Regions from separate parts of the Homo sapiens genome. Here region 2 is linked to region 1. The links are chromatin contacts, found by Hi-C or POLR2A ChIA-PET in ENCODE. All regions are on one chromosome and are shown on one strand. The core of a region is the stretch at or near the end of the contact, and the rest is flanking DNA. Distances in the headings are between cores, read along the strand shown. Region 1 overlaps PLCL1 (phospholipase C like 1 (inactive)). Region 2 overlaps PLCL1 (phospholipase C like 1 (inactive)).

The links. Hi-C counts contacts between places; a loop is a spot of excess contacts on that map. ChIA-PET counts read pairs that join two places held with the same protein, here RNA polymerase II (POLR2A). Pooled maps may share reads with other maps.
Region 2: a loop to region 1 is called in a map of K562, with 5 times the contacts of the local background. The contact joins two enhancer-like sites. A Hi-C loop is called at or near these places in 6 of 168 maps with a recorded cell type or tissue (CD4-positive, alpha-beta T cell, CD4-positive, alpha-beta memory T cell, K562 and 2 more) and 13 of 50 pooled maps. POLR2A ChIA-PET finds 5 or more read pairs at or near these places in 9 of 52 experiments (CD4-positive, alpha-beta T cell, CD4-positive, alpha-beta memory T cell, GM12878 and 4 more).

The regions. Positions count from the first base shown.
Region 1 is chr2:197,849,768-197,854,792 of GRCh38, forward strand. All of the region lies in intron 1 of PLCL1 (phospholipase C like 1 (inactive)), which reads left to right. Among named protein-coding and RNA genes, the nearest start is that of PLCL1, 48 kb to the left of the region's middle. Within about 2 kb of position 2,489, at least 2 of the 41 ENCODE cell types and tissues checked have a DNase peak (open chromatin) inside an H3K27ac peak, as active enhancers do.
Region 2 is chr2:197,886,715-197,891,739 of GRCh38, forward strand. All of the region lies in intron 1 of PLCL1 (phospholipase C like 1 (inactive)), which reads left to right. Among named protein-coding and RNA genes, the nearest start is that of PLCL1, 85 kb to the left of the region's middle. RefSeq lists enhancers at 2,293-2,382, 2,643-2,692. Within about 2 kb of position 2,462, at least 2 of the 41 ENCODE cell types and tissues checked have a DNase peak (open chromatin) inside an H3K27ac peak, as active enhancers do.

The DNA of each region.
Region 1 (5,025 bases), core at 1,239-3,738:
AAAGGAACTGAGCACATCTCCTTTAGGATCTGTAGAACTGGCCTTAAATCAATACAGAAATGTCTAGCAAGAGGCAATCTCTCTGGGGAGATTATTAAAGTGAGAGTAGATTATCATTTGAGTGACTGGTTCAGGTTCTCTGAGGTGCTCTTGAAGTACCACTGACTGTTGAAGCATGTATCTGAAATTTCCTTTTAACACAAGTTTTCAGTGATTCTCTTAGAGGTTAAACACACAGACACACAGACACACAGACACACACAGACACACACACACACACACACACACACACACACACACACACACACACACGACTGCAGCCAGGAAGCCTGGCTCAGTCACCAGGTAGTGGTATGCCCTTGGGCAGGTGATTTAACCTTTCCAAGGTTTAGCAATTTCCTCATTAGTACTGCGACAGGATTGAATCAGATTTTCTCCAAGGTTTCTACCTGCTCTAACTGTTTTGTTTTAAGGAATTGATCTCATTTTCTCTTCCTGTCTGTCTCACCCCACCATTTCCCCTTGTCCCAAGGTAATTAAGCCATTTCCAGTTCAGACAGTGAGCTAAGTGCTTTTTGGAACATACGAACTCAAGGAATGCACGTTTTTGTCAATTATTTGAGAAAGTGTGAATCCTGCATGGAGTTTAGAATATATGATTGTCAGAATTGTCTTGATAAATATGGTGTGTGTGTGTTTGTGTGAAATAGAGAATGCATGTAGGAATAAACGAGCAAGCTTATAATTTTTAGTAATATTTGGAATGAGAAAAATTAGGAGGGTTCAGTACTTGATAAGAAGGTGGGTTTCATAAGTAGAATAAACCCGAAGGCCATATACATATCAGGAGAGTTACTTTATGGCTTATATGTTTTTTCCCTTCCAGTATTATAGAAGACAGGTTATATTGTCTGTACAACAACTACACCTACCTACTTCAGGTGTTCATCTTTGGAGTGGGGACCTACGGGAATCCCTGAGTTGGTATAAAGTTTATTTCAAGCTGGAGACATTTGAGATTCAAGAACACATATTGGAGCTTCCCTTATCTGACTAAAAGCAGCAACTTGTGGGAAATGAGGCTACCATAAATCCTCTCTCCAGGAGAGTTTCATGGCCATGAAGAAGACAGAAAGACCACTTGCACCTCCATAAACAAACATTATCACAAACTTTCTTATATACCGTTTGCTCTCCTAAAAATTGATTTGCCTTTCCTAAGGAAGCCTACCTGTTTTTCCCATAGGAGCTTCCTCCCCTTTCCCCACAAAGTTAGGTATATAAGTCTCATATTCTAACCACCCCTTTGAGTTAGTCATCACTGGGCACTCCCACATGTGTGTGCATTGCACGTGTAAATAAACTCCTTCTTTTCTCTTGCTATTTTATTTTCTGTCAGTTTAATTCACATACCTCCAGGAAATAAACCTAAGAGAGCAGCGGAAAAACTTTTTTCCTCCCTGACATCTGTTTTATGTAAATGCAGTTTTTGTAAACATGAAGATAGGATTTCCGGAAACTTCAGACTTTGGGAGCAGTTCTACATACATAGAAAAAATACAACAAAACAGTCAGTACAGATGCATTTTAGTAATTACGTAGCTTATCAAGTAATAATCAATCTAGAATCTGAAGAGTTTTTTCTATTGCACAGTGATAGAAGTATTGATTAGCTATCTGTCTGGAATAAAAGCAGTGCTCTGATTGGCTGCAGTGGTCTTTATTTGAAGAAGCATATGAAGCTATTGGTGTTTATGGCAAGGCATGCTGCCTGAGCCGCTATAAGAAGAAAGACTTTCCCAATGACACCTAAAATCTGGGTACAAGTGATAAGAAAGAGAAGAGACAGGAACTGGGGAAAGTAGTGAAAAGCAGTAGAGACAGTGGGGGAGAAAAGACATTGGCTCCAGGGGGAGCAATTTCACTTCTCTTACCCCTCACCTGCAGGTCCTGGTATGGAAATAGGCATGTTAGAGGAGACCAGGAGGACAAGAAGGTCTAGCCTTGGACAAAGTTCAAGGGGCCTTTAGACCCCAACAAGATGAAATAGAAGAAGTACTGGCACCTGGCCCCATTCCCCTGACTCCACCTCACCCAAACCCTGATGATTATATATTAAGATTGCATTTCTGTACCAATGTGAGGCCACAAGATAGATGGCTCATGGCTGGGCATTTGGATTTGCTGTTGGTAGTAAAAGGTCAATGTAGAACAATTTCCAAATAGCTCTCCTCTCATATATGAATAAGGATGGTTGGCATTTGATTTTGCTATGTATTTTAAAGCTGCAGCAAATGCAGTGAATGAATTCAGCGACAGCTTTGGCCATGTTTTTGATGTACCGGGTGGTGATAGTTGGAGGTAGGAGGGACTTAATAGCATGTGGAATGAGGGCAAAAATATCATTCAAGGCAACGTGCCTTTCAATTCCTGGCACCTCCTGTTGCACAGCTGCAATGTGGTAGGGTGGGGGAGGGAGCAGGGAGGATGGTGGGGAGATGGCACTGCTGTGTGCTGCAGCCTGCCCTGGCCAGCCAAACTCTTGACAAGGCAGCTGGAGAGTACTGATCCTGGCTCTAGATTGTCATCTGATTACACATTGTTTTACCAACTTCATGACTGTTATCTGTTTGCTACAGCTTGTAAAAAAATCTCTATGCTTGGAATGGCATGGTAGTGATTAAAAAGAGATAGGAAGCACTTAATATGCTCATTCATTTGCATTTATTGTAGATTAAAGGAGGAGATGAAGGTGTGTAACTATCTTTTACTATTGCTCTCAGGATTAATATATCATATTGCTTCTGTCATTTAACATTTTTATACCGATGGATTTTTCTTCAATGTTCATATATGTATAGAAATGTTGATAGATGCCAGTCACTGCTAATTAATGTTATAATTCTAAGATGCTGGCGGGTTGTAGGTAGCTTTGGCCAAGGTCCCTTCTTTAAACCTCTCCTATTTTGGGCCTGAGGGTGAAACTAGTCACTCCTTTTAGAAAACAGAGCTAGACTTGAATCCCAGAGCAGCCACTAGGATATCTATATACATCTATAATATGTATCTATGTCTGTCTATCTGTATAAATTTTGTTTTATTATGGTAAATATATTTAACATAAAATTAACTATTTTAGCCATTTTTAAGCATTAAGTACATTCACATTGTTCTGCAACCATTACCATCCATCTCCAGAACTTTTTCATCTTCCCCAATTGAAATTCTATAGCCATGAAACATAAACTCCCCATTTTCTCCTTTCTCCACTCCCTGGTGGCCACTATTCTGCTTTCTGTCTTTATGAATTTGACTCTTTTATGTACCTCATATAAATGGAATCGTACAATATTTGTCCTTTTATGACTAGCTTATTTCACTTAGCATAATGTCTTTAAGGCTCATTCGTGTGGTAGCAGGTATCAGAATTTCCTTCCTTTTAAATTCTGAATAATATTCCATTGTAGGTATGTACCATATTTTGTTTATCCATTCGTCTAATGATGGACCCTTGTGTTGCTTCCACCTTTTAGCTATTGAGAATAATGCTGATATGAACACAGGTGTGCAAATATCTGTTTGAGTTCCTGCTTTCAGTTTTTTGGGTATATTCCCCGGAAGTGGGATTGCTGGATCGATCATATGGTAATTCTAGCTTTAATTTTTTGAGGAACTGTGATATCATTTCCTAGGACAAACTTTAATTTCTCTGTGCCTCACCTTCCTTATTTGTGAAACAGGAATAATCATCCTTAACTGGAAGAGGGCTATCAGGGTTAGAGATAATGTAGTTAAAGTGCCAGCATTTCTTGCCTCTAGAGCCAGTAGCAACAAAACGTGTAGTTTCTGCCTAAATCTTGCTATTTCTCACTGCCTCTGCTCTTGCTGTCTCTCTGTTTGTAATGGCCTTTCTTACCTGACTCCCTCCTATGCATCCTGTAAGACTTGTTCAAGGGCTGCCTTCTCTAGGAAGTTGTCCCTGTTTCTACCCAAGCTATATTGCCCCATTTTATGCTTTTATGGCACCTCTATCATTGTACCTGCCACACTGAATAGGGATTATCTCTTCATTCTTCCATCTCCTGTTTGTAGACTAATTTAATATGTACTGAAATATCTAATATGTGGTCAGTGCTGGAGATTCAGTGGTAGCAGACACTTATAGGATCTATCTGGAGGGGGCTTCATCTGGACCAGTTCCTCAGGGTGTGTTCCTAAAGACCACCTCACCTGCATCAGAATCCTTGGAAGCTTTGGGGACCCATGCTGGGTCTGAGAATCTGAATTTTAACATTCCCCTTGGGTGATTCTTACGCACATTATTAGCTTGTGAGTTCAGAGGTTCCGTGAGGGCAGGCCCTGTGTCACTTCAACACTGCATCCTTGGCCCTGAGTGCAATTTCTGGCACAAAACAGTTACACAAAAGTATTTGTTGAAGAAGGAGGGTACTCTGAATTGAAATGGGGCTGGAATTTAGGAGTGACCAGCAATAGTATGAGGTTAAGATTAACTCTACCTTTTCCCAACAAGTGGAATACCAAGCCAATTCAAACATAAATCTAAACATATATTGATTTCTTACTGAGTGAGGCTTCTCTCTGCCTCAGCCTCATCTCTAGGAGATTTCCTAAAGGAAGGAAATGGACCCATTTTCGTCTTAAATTACATTACATTGTTGACTAGTTGAGAGTCTTCATGCTTCTTTAGTTTCCAGCAAAAAAAAATCTTCAAATGAGTTTTTATTAAGCATTATAATGTTTGCAAAGGTATATAGTGCAAGAATTTGAAATAAAGTTTTCTGGATGCCATAATTTATGTTAACATTTATTTATAAAGAAATACATACATAATATTATAAAATTTTGTGTACAAGGACTCCACTTGTGTATCTGTATACTAGGGCTATATTTTTTGTTGAAGTGTAATGAGGTAAGTTTATTTTTAAGCATTTGTGTAAGGAGAAAAGGAGGGAAGATACAAATTACTTAAGGGCCTGAAATTACTAGCACTCAGGAGTTGCCTGA
Region 2 (5,025 bases), core at 1,212-3,711, 37 kb after region 1:
AGTTTGAAAAGCACCATTTAAAGGTCTTAGCTCTTGGGTGGATATTTGCATTTTGATAGAGAATTCTTCAATCCATCATAAAGTTTTCTTTTGAGGAATTATGCTTACTGGGTTTAGCTCGGGGCAGTAGGTGCTGGATCAATCAAAAGTCTTCCCGAAATGCTAGTGATAAAGCAATATCCAGGAAGCCTTAGGTTTTTATATTCTGTTATTCTCTTCAGTTTGCAAGCTGCTTTAACATACATTATTTTATCTAATTGGCTCCTCACATCAACCAAGTTGAGTATAGCCATGCAAAGAATTAAACACTTCAAACAATATTACATTTTAAAATAACTTAAATGTAATTCCCTAGAGACCTGCATCCTTAGTTCCATTCTCTAAAGGGGAATTTCTTGCGTATCTTTCCAGACATATTTTATTAAGCATATACCATCTCAGATCTTTGGGTGTGATCTCCATGTATATTTTTCATAGGCAAATGAGGAGTAAACTACAATATATTCTGCTTTTTAAAAAAAGCATACTGTTTTACATTGGAGTGTAGTGTTTTATTGTATGAAGTACCCCAAATTCAGTTAATTCTGAGGGAGGGGAGACATTTGAGTTGTCTTCAGTATTTTGCTGTAATAGCTGATGCTCTTAGGAACATCTTTTACAAGATGATCATTTTTTTCTTTGCTCACATAAATAAAATAAATAACAAATTCCAAGGAGAGGAATTGCTGTGTTTAAGGCTGTGTTTAGTTCTGCTAAATATTGTAAAATCGCCCTCAAAAAACTTTTAACACATGCACTCCCCACTGATGGTATATGAGAGTAACTTTTTCCTATACCATGGTCAATTCGGTATATGAAAAATTTTGATCTTATTTTAAAATATTGTTGATTTGTATAAATTTCAGAGGTACAAGCACAGTTATGTTACATGAATATATTGGTAATCGTGAAATCTGGGCTTTTAGTGTAGCCATCACCCATACTTTGTACCCATTAAGTAATTTCTCATGCCTCATTCCCTCCCACCATTCCGAGTCTCCAGTGTCTATTATTTCATACTCTATGTACAAGCACATGAACAATTTAAAAAGTTTTGTTAATAAGATAGGGAAAAGGCCTGGCTCAGTTGCTCATGCCTGTAATTCCAGCACTTTGGGAGGCTGAGGATCACTTGAGCTCAGGAGTTCGAGACCAGCCTGGGCAACATAGTGAGACCCTGTCTCTACCAAAAATTAAGTGCGGTGGTGTGTGGCTCTGGTCCCAGGTACTTGGGAGGCTGAAGTAGGGGGATTGTTTGAGCCTGGAAGGTTGAAGCTGCAGTGAGCTGTGATTGTGCCACTGGACTCTAGCCTGGGCGACAGTGAGACACTGTCTGAAAAAAAAAAAGGAAAAAATCTTATTTTTACTAGCGGTCATTTAATTGAGATTGAGCATTTTCCCCCCAAGTGTTTCAAAGCTATTAGCAATAATTTTTTTTGTGTGTAAACTCTCTGGTTGTATTTCTCACCTAACTTCATTGAATTGTTGGTCTTTTTCTTTTCTTTTTTTTAATTTGTAAAGATTCCTCATATGTTAAAGATAGGTAATTAACCCTTTCTGCCATATGTGTTTCAAATATTTGTTCCCAGTTAATTGTTATGGTGTTTATGAGCAACCGTCTACATTAAATTAGGTGAAAGTGGGCTTCATTAGAAACATTAAGGGCTTATGAACTGGCAGAACAGCATGGAGAGAGAGCAAGAAATTGAGAGAAAAGGTCAGAGGTTGAGTCATGGAGCTGGGGCTTTCTAGCTTTATGATCCTGGACAATCACTTAATGTCAGGAGACCTCAGTTTCCTCAACTATAGAGTGAGGATAATTACAATACTTCCTCATAGAGTCATAAAGATTTAGTGACATCATGCATGTTAAAGTGCTCTATACATAAGACTAAGTGAATATTAGTTTTTATTACTGAACTATCTTGCATATTGGAATACAATACTTCAGGAAATAGAAATTTCTGTCTTCAATTATTTTTTGAAAGACAAAACTAATTTTTATATTTCAGATGTTTTTCTGCTGTTAGCATATCTCATGATTCCTGCTGATTCCATAATTAAGGAAGACAAATTTCTTTCTAATATTGGAATTAGAAATAAAAGATATGATTATTAAATGCTAATGAGTAATAAAGGATTATATGATACTAGTATTGAAAAGTAAATTAATTATATTAAAATGATAAGGCTAAATCTTATTTCCTTTTTCAAAATGTCAGTGGAAAAATTTGCTAAAATGCAGTTCTTTTATTTGCAGTTTTTTTAGATCATAAAAATAGAATGTTTTCAGTTTTGTATATGTGTAAAGTGAATGTGTAGAATTAGAGCTTTAAAAATTTTTGATCTGGAAACAACCTAGACATCATCTAGCCCCGGGCTTGTTTTTACAGATGAGGAAGTGAGAAATTCCGAGAAGCATAGTGACTAGTGAGTCATGTGGCCATTGCAGAACAAAAGGGAAGAAATTTTCTGTCTCCTGTCTCCCAGTGTAGGGCCCCTTTCACTGTCCTATGTCATTTGGATGCATAGGTTGCATTTCTGCTACATGTTTGGGGTTTATGACACTAGCTATACTCCTTAAACTTGTTAAATGAACAGCCATGGTTTTCTAGCCTAGAGGGAAATAAGTTGTACTCAAACTCTGCTCTTTTGGAGATATGATTTTGAGCTGCTTTAACCAAAAAAAAACAGGCTTTAAAAGCTCTTCCTATACTTCTGCTTACACTGAGTTTTAATATTCTGTCAAACATTTTAAACTTTTTTCTCCGATTTACTTCAGGTTTTCATAGAGTAAGGACATTTTAGAAGAACCCAAGAAGCAAATATGTTCAAGTTTTTAGGCTACACCAACACACATTTTTTCTGTTGATATTCAAGCATAATATATATTTAAAGCATTCAAAGTTGATCCAAACTATAATAAAATCCTAGCATGGCTAGCAAATTTATTTCAGTTTTTTTTTCTTGCAAATCTTAGTTTTGTTTGTGTTTTAGGCTAAATGTTAAAATTAAGGAAATAAATACCAATAAATTGACATGTTCTTCCTGTGGTTGGTGTGATTTTAATTTTAATTTATTTTTCTTTAAGCTATCTTGAGTTCATGTAAAATATTAATTGAAATGAAAGTTGCTTGTAGGTTTCTTATATAGTATAAGAAAAAAGACTAGAGATATCCCTCCACCTCCCCATTCATCTTTCTTATAGCAGAAGCAGTGCCCCAATTTGGTGATAGTAAGAGAAGGTCATTGACATCAGCTTGCATACGCAGCTTTGGTATCATGCTAAATAGAATAAGACAGTATTTAATAAATTCATCTTGGACAGTGAACACTTTGAAAGGTGAGAGAAGAGCCAACAGGGAAGGTGAAATGAGTTTGGAAGCTGATTTTCACAACTGAAAAAATTGACAACAGATAGTTTCTTTATGCTGAAACTAATTGGTATTGTCAAAATTGAGCTATATCATTTCCACTGGAAGCCACAGTTCTTATTAGAAAAGTGTTATGAGATAAGATATTTAAGGCTATTTAAATATTCGTATGAATCCCAGACAGTAGGAGGAACAGTTGTGAGAGCCAGTTGCTAAGGACAACCCATTTCCTACTTTCTTCTTCTCCCTCTTAGCAGCAACACCAACCTTTGGATCACTGCCAACCTTTGGAAATCCCTGTCCTTGGAAGGAGAATAAATGAAGCCATCATTTACTGTAACAGCATTTATTCCCTAAGCATTTAAAATGGGAAAAGCTTTAAAATGTAAAAAAGATATACATGCTTATTATACAAAATTCAAATTAAGAAATAAAGAAGAGAATAAATGTTATTCATAAACCTACCACCCAGAGATAACCACCGTTAACATTTTGGTGTATATTCTCCAGGATCATTATAGACTTATGCTGCAATTGGCTTTTTTATTTTTTTGCTATATATATATATATATATACACACACACATATACGTATATATGCATATGTACGTATATATGTATACGTATGTATATATACATATATACACATATATATGTATATATGTATATATATATTTGCTATATATGTGTATATATACATATATGCATATATATATGCACGCATATATATGTGTATATATACATATATGCATATATATATGCACGCATATATATGTGTATCTATATATCCTGGGTATCCTTCCAATCAATAAATAATCAATGTCATTTTTAATGAATGCATATTCCACTGGATGGTTGTACTGTAATTAATTTAGGTAGATTCCAAAGGATAGAGTTTTAGGTTGCTTCAAAAGTTTTTTTTTTTTACTTAGTATAAGTAATGCTATAGTAAATCAGCAACTATTGAACACCTACTCTGTCAAGGATGTGCTAGGTGTTGGAGATACAGAGATACATAGCATGCATCTCCTACATTTAGGTACTGAAAGAGGAAACAGGCATGGAAACATGTAATTGCAATACTGTGTGAGGTGGACAACAACAGAGCCACATATAGGCCCATGTTCACACTAAGGATGGAGTGACCCCTTCTGTGTGGTTACACTGAGAAATTTGACCAAGGATGAGACAGTCTTAAAGCATAAGCAGTTGTTTCCCAAGAATCACCTGGGAGAGTGATTAAGATTGCTCCATCCCAGTTCTGTCTCCCAGAGAGCATGATTCAGAAGGTCAAGGGTGGGGCCTCAGGTGGTCCTGTTGTTGCAGGTGACCTGCTCTTGACACTTTGAGAAACAGACATTGGGCGTGTGAAGGGGCTAAGGTGGAATTGGAAAGGGGATTATTGCCAGATACTGGAGGAGCTTGACTGTCATACTGAGGGCTTTAGATTTTTTTTTTTTTTTTGATAGGTGAAGTCATTGAAGGTTTTGAATGTCATGATTAGAACTGTGTTTGAGATAAGCTAATCTGACAGGGAGAGTATTATGGAAATGTTTTCCCAGCTTCTTGTGCAGAGGTAATACATTTTTGTTTTGCTGGTTATTTTTATCAAC